Linked DNA regions of Homo sapiens: region 2 is linked to region 1. The links are chromatin loops, found by intact Hi-C in ENCODE. Cell type or tissue: heart right ventricle. All regions are shown on one strand. Region 1 overlaps CLASP1 (cytoplasmic linker associated protein 1). Region 2 overlaps NIFK-AS1 (NIFK antisense RNA 1).

Evidence for each region. Peaks named below come from ENCODE experiments on the same cell type or tissue, not always from the same donor. Only the 100,000 strongest peaks of a DNase experiment are listed, where the experiment ranks them.
Region 2: it touches region 1 in a loop (6-fold over the local background); 40 of 110 quality-filtered maps call a loop at or near these places.

Annotation. Positions count from the first base shown.
Region 1 is chr2:121,594,595-121,598,594 of GRCh38, forward strand. The region is part of intron 2 of CLASP1 (cytoplasmic linker associated protein 1); the gene reads right to left. Among named protein-coding and RNA genes, the nearest start is that of CLASP1, 53 kb to the right of the region's middle. RefSeq lists an enhancer at 2,392-2,461. In heart right ventricle, a CTCF peak has its summit at 1,761 (motif pointing right); DNase peaks (open chromatin) are centred at 1,800 and 2,316; H3K4me3 peaks cover 1,193 bases; H3K27ac peaks cover 3,263 bases.
Region 2 is chr2:121,716,713-121,720,712 of GRCh38, forward strand. The region is part of intron 3 of NIFK-AS1 (NIFK antisense RNA 1); the gene reads left to right. Among named protein-coding and RNA genes, the nearest start is that of NIFK, 18 kb to the right of the region's middle. In heart right ventricle, a CTCF peak has its summit at 2,212; a DNase peak (open chromatin) is centred at 2,169.

The DNA.
Region 1 (4,000 bases):
GTTAGCCAGAATGGTCTCCATCTCCTGACCTCGTGATCTGCCCGCCTTGGCCTCCCAAAGTGCTGGGATTACAGGTGTGAGCCACTGCGCCCGGCCAGTAGTCCATCAATCTTAATCCTGATTTAGATAGCTGTCCTAACATTATATAAATGAATGACCTTGTTTCTAAGAACCACTGTATACACAGGTATTGCAGTGAAGCACTGTGTCTACTACTCTCAAATGATTACAATAAGCATAATAATAGAGAAAACAAGACATATGTGATAAAGAGTTAACACTGGGGTCCAGGTGAAACATACATGAAAATTTTTTTAACTGTTTTCTGAGGTTTTCACATGTCTGAATATTTTCCAAAATAAAAAGTTTAAAAAGTATATATGGTCATGATTCTAACAGGACCAAAGAACTATTTTAAATATATTCATCTTAAATATTTTTCATTAAAGTCTAACTCAAAATTCCCTCCCTTTAAGAAATCAACTGTGGGGTACGTCCTTACACCCTTTTCTTTTATGCTCCAATAAATGCTACTATTACCTCTGCTACAAAATTATAAAGAAAATACTGCATATTGCTTCAGCAGTGGGTGCTACAGTCAGACTATTCCGACTAACATCCTGCCTCTGACACTTTCTAGTCATGTAACCTCGGGCAAGTTTCTTCAGTGTCCCCACTTAAAGAATAGGAATAATCACAGGGCTTATCATACAGCATCTATGTTATAATTACACCAGGCAATGCATGCAAAACACTTAACAGTGTCTAGCACATAATGGCGCTTAATAAGTGTTAGCTACTAGTAAACATTAGCTGTTAATCATTAGCCTCATTGTTAGGTCCACGTTCTCACTCCAGCTGTTTTACTTTCTGCCTTGACATTCAATTTATTACTTCTTCTGTTGCATGTATCCTTATTTAAATTTTAGTTTTCTGAAACAAGGGAAAGTATAAGTGTTAAAAATTTTACAATCAAGTGAAATCTTCCTAAAACAGGGGGCCTCAGTCAATGGATTGTTTTATACCAGTCAGTTTTTAACTCACCCTTCACAGACTTCCCAGCCAGCTGCTGCTCTACTCAGGGACTTTATTATCAACACTGAACAACTGATGGATTCATATCTTATTACAAGAGACCCAAGGCCTCTGTTCCAGAGCACAGGCTAACTGACTAGGCCACAAGAAAACATGTAACCTCAGTCCCACATAAAAGTTAACTTTCCTCAGATTTTATGAGTATTTGGTCCCATAATATACATTTTCGTCAACTTCCTTTTACTGACCACATGCTACATATTAAAAGCACTACATGGGCTTATATACATGGGCTTACTGAATCCTCTATGTAGTAAATATCATCAGACCCCTTTTACAGATGAGGAAATACATTCTAGAGAGAAAGCTACCTGCTCAAATATATGAGTGGCAGAGCCAGAAGAGGAATCCAGACAATTCACACTCAAATCTAAAATACTTTCAGTACACTTTGTTGCCCTTGCATATAGGTAAACACATTTAGGAAGAAATGCCACTAATTACATACATCAAGGACACCATTTTTACCAACAATCCATATAAATTTTCTTGACATAACCTTTCCTAAGGTTTTTTGCTTTTGCTTAGTGCTGCTAACTGTAGCTTTTCTACTTATGACAGAGGCACCTGTCTTTTTAGATTAAACCATGGAAATTCACCTCCTACAGCCAATAGGACAAACACTGCAAGGAAAACCTGGAAAAAAATGGACAGTCTCTGAAAAGATGTGTCACTTGGTGGCAGTAGCGAGGAGACTGCCAGAAAAGGAAACAGAAGTCACTTAATCTGAATCCAATAATCTTTTCTGGCTCTCCTCTCAAGGACACAAGCGGGAAAATAAAAACCTCGATGAAAGCCAAGGTTTTGGAGATAGGCAAAGGAAATGAGAGGAACCTCCCTTATCTGTCAACACAGTCTCCTCCTGCCCATAAACACACTTGATCTAGCGGTAACATGTGCTCTGTAAAGCAGCTTAGGAGAGACTACATCTTTTACAGTCTACCAAGGAAGTGCTAACCAGAAAGGGAGAAACAGGAAAGGAAGAGAGACTTTCTCAGAACCCTCTGCAGCTTACACCTTTTGGTTCTTCATAACCCTCTTTAATCCCACTTCTCTGTCAAGGCCTCTCCAACTAAGCATACCCTAATGTTTCTTCTTTCTCCGCATGACAGAATTTATACAAATTCCTATGATGCAATTTAGCACTGACTTATTTCCTATCCTACACTGTGCACCGCCCTCTCATGTGCCCTCCCCGTTCCTCCAATCAGACCACAGGGCAGAAGAAAAGGAAGCTCTGGGTTAATAGGGAACCCACAAATTTCAAATATAAGGCAGCACGGAATGGGCCTTGAGACAAATGTACACGGAGATGAAGCCCACACAGACTGGACAGACCTAGACAGCTTAGACACTGGGCCGGGACCGTACCCAGTTTTTCCCTACTGTGTAAGTACAGCAACTGGCACATCATACGTGTTTAATTAACTCTGGTTGTTGCATAAGGACTTGAGTTCAAGTCTCAGAAATCTTAATTACTAGTTTTATCACCTTGAACAAGTTAGCTAATTTTTTGAGCATCAGTCTTCTCATTTGTAAAATGGGAAAAATAATGTCTACCTCATATGGTAATTACAATTTAAAAAATGAACACATATTTAGCACAATTTCTGGCTCACAGTAAATGCACCACAGCCATAGACTATCATTATTATTGTACAGTATTAAATACAGGTCCACAATTGCTTATCCAAAACTCTAGAGGCCAGGTATATTCTGGAATAAAGAATTTTTCAGATTTTTAGGAAGATAAAATAGTGCACGGAGAGAGAGATAGTGTGTATGTGTGTGTGTATGTGTAATATAGCCCCTTGAATAGAATCCGGGGCAGCAACTCACAATCAAGCACATTAATATTTTTGTAGTGAAACATAGCCTAGCCAGGTACATACAGACTATAAATAGTCTCATGTTAGTTCACTTCAGGTCAAATGGCAAATTAGTAATTAAAAACACTAGGCTTTCAGAGTGCTTTGAATTTTGAAACTGCGGAGAAAGGCCTGTGGGACTGTATTCACAAAAAGCACCAAGCCCCTGCTAAGAAACGTTGTTTCCAATGATCCCAGTAAAGGTACAGGTACTTGCACTGGTGTGGTGTGGATGTGAGGCTGCATGTTACTGCACTGCTGCGCAGAATCAAAGCTGTCAAGATGACCTGAGAAAGCTGCGTAGCATAAGTCCCCCCCCAATTCCCTCCAGTTGCATAGCCCAGGCGGTCTCTCCAAGACAGGTCATTCTTAACATTTCATCCCTTCTCACCTGATGAGGGAAGAAGGAAGAACAGAAGCAGCTGGAAGTGAGTGCAAGAACCTATCCCCACCACTTTTCCCTTTCTGCAAGTTTTAAGGCAGACAGGAAGAGGAGACCAGATCAATGAGGACAGCCATATTCAAAATTTGGGGTTATTTTTATTATTTAATGTCTCCTTCCAGGATTCCCATGGTCACTATGACAACAGGGAACCTTCACAAATCCTTCCATGTTGAACAGCACCGCCATGGTGTAGCATAGTGCTGTTCTGAATGTATGCTTATTTAAATAACCAATTACTCAACCCACAGATGGCTTCTACTACCAAAGAAAGTTCAAGGCCAGCTCACTGTAGATGATTAGCAGTAAGCTAACAGAATTCAAACTGATCCCAATATGAGTCTGAGTGAGAGAGGCAAGTTTTTCTGAAATATCACATAAGGTAGTCAAGTTTTACTGGAACACAGCCAAGCCTGTTCATTTACCTATTACCTGTCACTGCTTTTGCAATACAACGATTCATATTAGTTGAATATTTCAAAGAGCATATGGTCTCACAAAGCCCAAAATAGGTACTATCTGGGTTTTAAGGAAAAGTTTACTAAACCCTGTTCTTATGAAAGCAGCACTATCCAGAAAATCAGAGACCTATATT
Region 2 (4,000 bases), 120 kb after region 1:
AAAGCAAAGTTCTCTTGTGTAAAATTATTTATTTATTTATTTATTTATTTATGTATTTATGTATTTATTTATTTATTTTTGAGACGGAGTCTCACTCTGTTGACAGGTTGGAGTGCAATGGTGCAATCTCAGCTCACTGCAATCTCCAGCTCCCAGGTTCAAGTGATTCTCTTGCCTCAGCCTCCCAGCTGGGATTACAGGCACCTGACAGGACACCCAGCTAATTTTGTATTTTTAGTAGAGACGGGGTTTCACCATGTTGGCCAGGATGGTCTTAAACTCCTGACCTCAAGTGATCCATCCACCTCGGCCTCCCAAGTGTTGGGATTACAGGAGTGAGCCACTGCGCCCAGCCGAAACTTTCTTTTTACATAGAGCCATCATTTTAATACATACCTAAGAACATTATATGCACTGTATATAATTATATATAATTATTTGCTGGCCAGGGGCAGTGGCTCATGCCTGTAATCCTAGCAATTTGGGACACTGAGGCAGGAGGATCACTTGAGGCCAGGAATTCCAGACCAGCCTGGGCAACATACTGAGGACCCATTTCTAAAAAAAAAAAAAAGGTTGGGCTCGGTGGCTCACGCCCATAATCCCAGTACTTTGGGAGGTGGGCAGATCACCTGAGGTCAGTCAGGAGTTTGAGACCAGCCTGGTCAACATGGTGAAACCCCATTTCTACTAAAAATACAAAAAAATAGCCGGGCGTGGTGGCTACAGATGCCTGTAATCCCATCTACTTGGGAGGCTGAGGCAGGAGAATCACTTGAACCAGGGAGGCCGAGGTTGCAGTGAGCTGAGACCATGCCATTGCACTCCACCCTGGGTGACAAGAGCAAAACTCCGTCTCAAGAAAAAAAAAAAAATTAGCCGGGCCTCATGCAAGTTCCCATAGTTTCAGCTACTCAGGAGGCCAAGGTGGGAGGATCACCTTAGGCCAGGAGTTCGAGGCTGCAGTGAGCTATTATCATGCTACTGCACTCTAGCCAGGGCGACACAGTGAGATCCTGTCTCTAAAAACCAATACAAACCAAACCAAACCAAAACTGCTTTGGCCATGCACAGCGGCTCACGCCTATAATCCCAGCATTTTGGGAGGTCAAGGTGGGAGGACTGCTTGAGGCCAGGAATTGGAGACCAGCCTGGGCAATATAGTGAGACTCCATCTCTATATAAAATAAATAAATAAATAAATAATTTGCCCATAAATATTGTAAAATTAATCGAAGTTATATTTCTTCATCTTTATACACAAATTCATAAGGTAAATATTTTCATGGTTCATGTCATTGGAATGTTGTATTGCTGGTGACCCAAACCCATTTGGTAAATATATTTTCACCAATTGTCAATTATTGGAAAGATGTTTCCTAAGCACCAAATTGCTTAAGGGGCATTTGATAGTGGTAGTTTCTGTCCTGTAGTAGTGTAGACATTGGTGGGCTGAGGCCGGGCGCAGTGGCTCACACCTGTAATCCCAGCACTCTGGGAGGCCGAGGCAGGTGGATCACCTGAGGTCACGAGTTCAAGACCAGCCTGGCCAACATGGTGAAACCCCGTCTGTACTAAAAATACAAAATTAGCCAGGTGTCGTGTCGGGTGCTTGTAATCTCAGCTATTCAGGAGGCTGAGGCAGGAGAATCGCTTGAACCTGGGAGGCGGAAGCTGCAGTGAACCGAGATCGCACCAGTGCACTCCAGCCTGGGTAAAAGAGTGAGACTCCAGCCGTGCACAGTGGCTCATGCCTGTAATCACAGTACTTTGGGAGGCCGAGGCGGGTGGATCACCTGAGGTCAGGAGTTCAAGACCAGCCTGGCCAATGTGGTGAAGCCCCATCTCTACTAAAAAGGCAAAAATTGGCTGGGCGTGGTGGCAGGCACCTGTAATCCCAGCTACTCGGGAGGCTGAGGTAGGAGAGTTACTTGAGCCCAGGAGATGGAGGTTGCAGTGAGCCGAGATTGCGCTACTGCACTCCAGCCTGGGCAACAGAGCAAGACTCCATCTCAAAAAAAAAAAAGTTAACACTAGGGTATAAACCCCTTTAATAATTTTGGATTTTTGCCAATCTCTTTAAGTGCAATGAGTTAACTGTAGATTTTCTCTGCCTGCTTCAACCTTCTCAGAAGCTGGGACCTCAGGTTCATGCCACCGTGCCAGGCTGACTGTAAATTTCAAGTGCCTGGGATCTATTGCCACCTAGCGTTATATTGCTCTGAGTTATTTCAAGGCTGAGCATTTAAGAATAGAAATCTTGTTAGCCTTCTTCATTCCATGTGTGTCCCAGTGCCCCATTTCTGCTCCCAATTCATAAAGTCACTAGGTCCCTCTACCAATAACTTGGAGAAGAAAAACAAAACAGCAAAAAAGGAAAGTCAGCCAGGCGCGGTGGCTCACGCCTGTAATCCCAGCACTTTGGGAGGCTGAGGTGGGTGGATCACTCGAGGTCAGGAGTTTGAAACCATCCTGGCTAACATGGTGAAGCCCTGTCTCTATTAAAAATACAAAAGTTAGCCAAGTGTGGGGGCAGGCGCCTGTAATCCCAGCGACTCGGGAGGCTGAGGCAGGAGAATCGCTTGAACCAGGGAGGTGAGGGTTGCAGTGAGCTGAGATCACACTACTGCACTCCAGCCTAGGCATCACAGCGAGACTGTCTCAAAAAAAACAACAACAACAAAGGAAAGTCACTAGGTCTTGTCTTTTACTTCTCCCTGTTTTTTGTTTGTTTATTTTTAGAGAGGGGGGTCTTGCTCTCTTACCCAGATTGGAGTGCAGTGGTCCCCTCCAGTGCTCACTGGTGTCTCAAACTCCTGGGCTCACGCAATCCTTCCATCTCATCTCAGCCTCCCAAAGTGCTGGGATGACAGGCGTGAAGCATTGACCCCAGCCCTTTTCCTTTCCATGGCCACGAATAATCTAGCATTTATGCTAATCTCACTGAAAGTAAACTTTAAGAACTTGAGTCAGTTCAACTGGGTCACCATAGACAATCTGTGGGCAAGCTACCTAAGCTCCCTGGGCTTCAGTTTACTCATCTGCAACATTACATATGCAAACATGTAATAAACATTAATTATTATTGCATACTTCATGTTATGCCTGAGTCCTTTTTTTATTTTTATTTTTTGAGATGGAGTTTCGCCCTGTCACCCAGGCTGGAGTGCAGTGGCGCGATCTTGGCTCACTGCAACCTCTGCCTCCCAGGTTCAAGCAATTCTCCTGCCTCAGCCTCCCAAGTAGATGGGATTACAGGCACCCACCACCACGCGTGGCTAATTTTTTTGTATTTTTAGCAGACAAGGGGTTTCCCCCATGCTGGCCAGGCTGGTCTTGAACTCCTGACCTCATGATCCGCCTGCCTCAGCCTCCCAAAGTGCTGGGATTACAGGTATGAGCCCCTGTGCCCGGCCGCCTGAGTCCTTAAATGGAGTACAAGCGTTGAAAAGTCATTATTACTTCCTATTTTATGGTCAAAAGGCAGAAATTAGGTTTCTCTATGACAATTCAGGCTGATTGTTTTAAGAGATTTTTCTTTTTTTTGGGTCAGTCTTGCTCTGTCACCCAGGCTGGAGTACAGTGGCATGATCTCAGCTTACTGCAACCTTGGCTTCCCAGGTTCAAGTGATTCTCCTGCCTCAGCCTCCTGAGTAGCTGGGATTACAGGCATGTGCCACCACGCCTGGCTGATTTTTTTTTTTTTTTTTGACACAGAATTTCACTCCAGTTGCCCAGGCTGGAGTGTGGTGGCATGATCTTGGCTCACTGCAACCTCTGCCTCCCGGGTTCCAGCGATTCTCCTGCCTCAGCCTCCTGAGTAGCTGGGATTACAGGTGCCCACCACCACAGCCAGCTAATCTTTGTACTTTTAGTAGAGATGTGGTTTCTCCATGTTGGTCAGACTGGTCTCGAACTCCCGACCTCAGGTGATCTGCCCACCTCTGCCTCCCAAAGTGCTGGGATTACAGGTGTGAGCCACTGTGCTCACCTGAGAGGT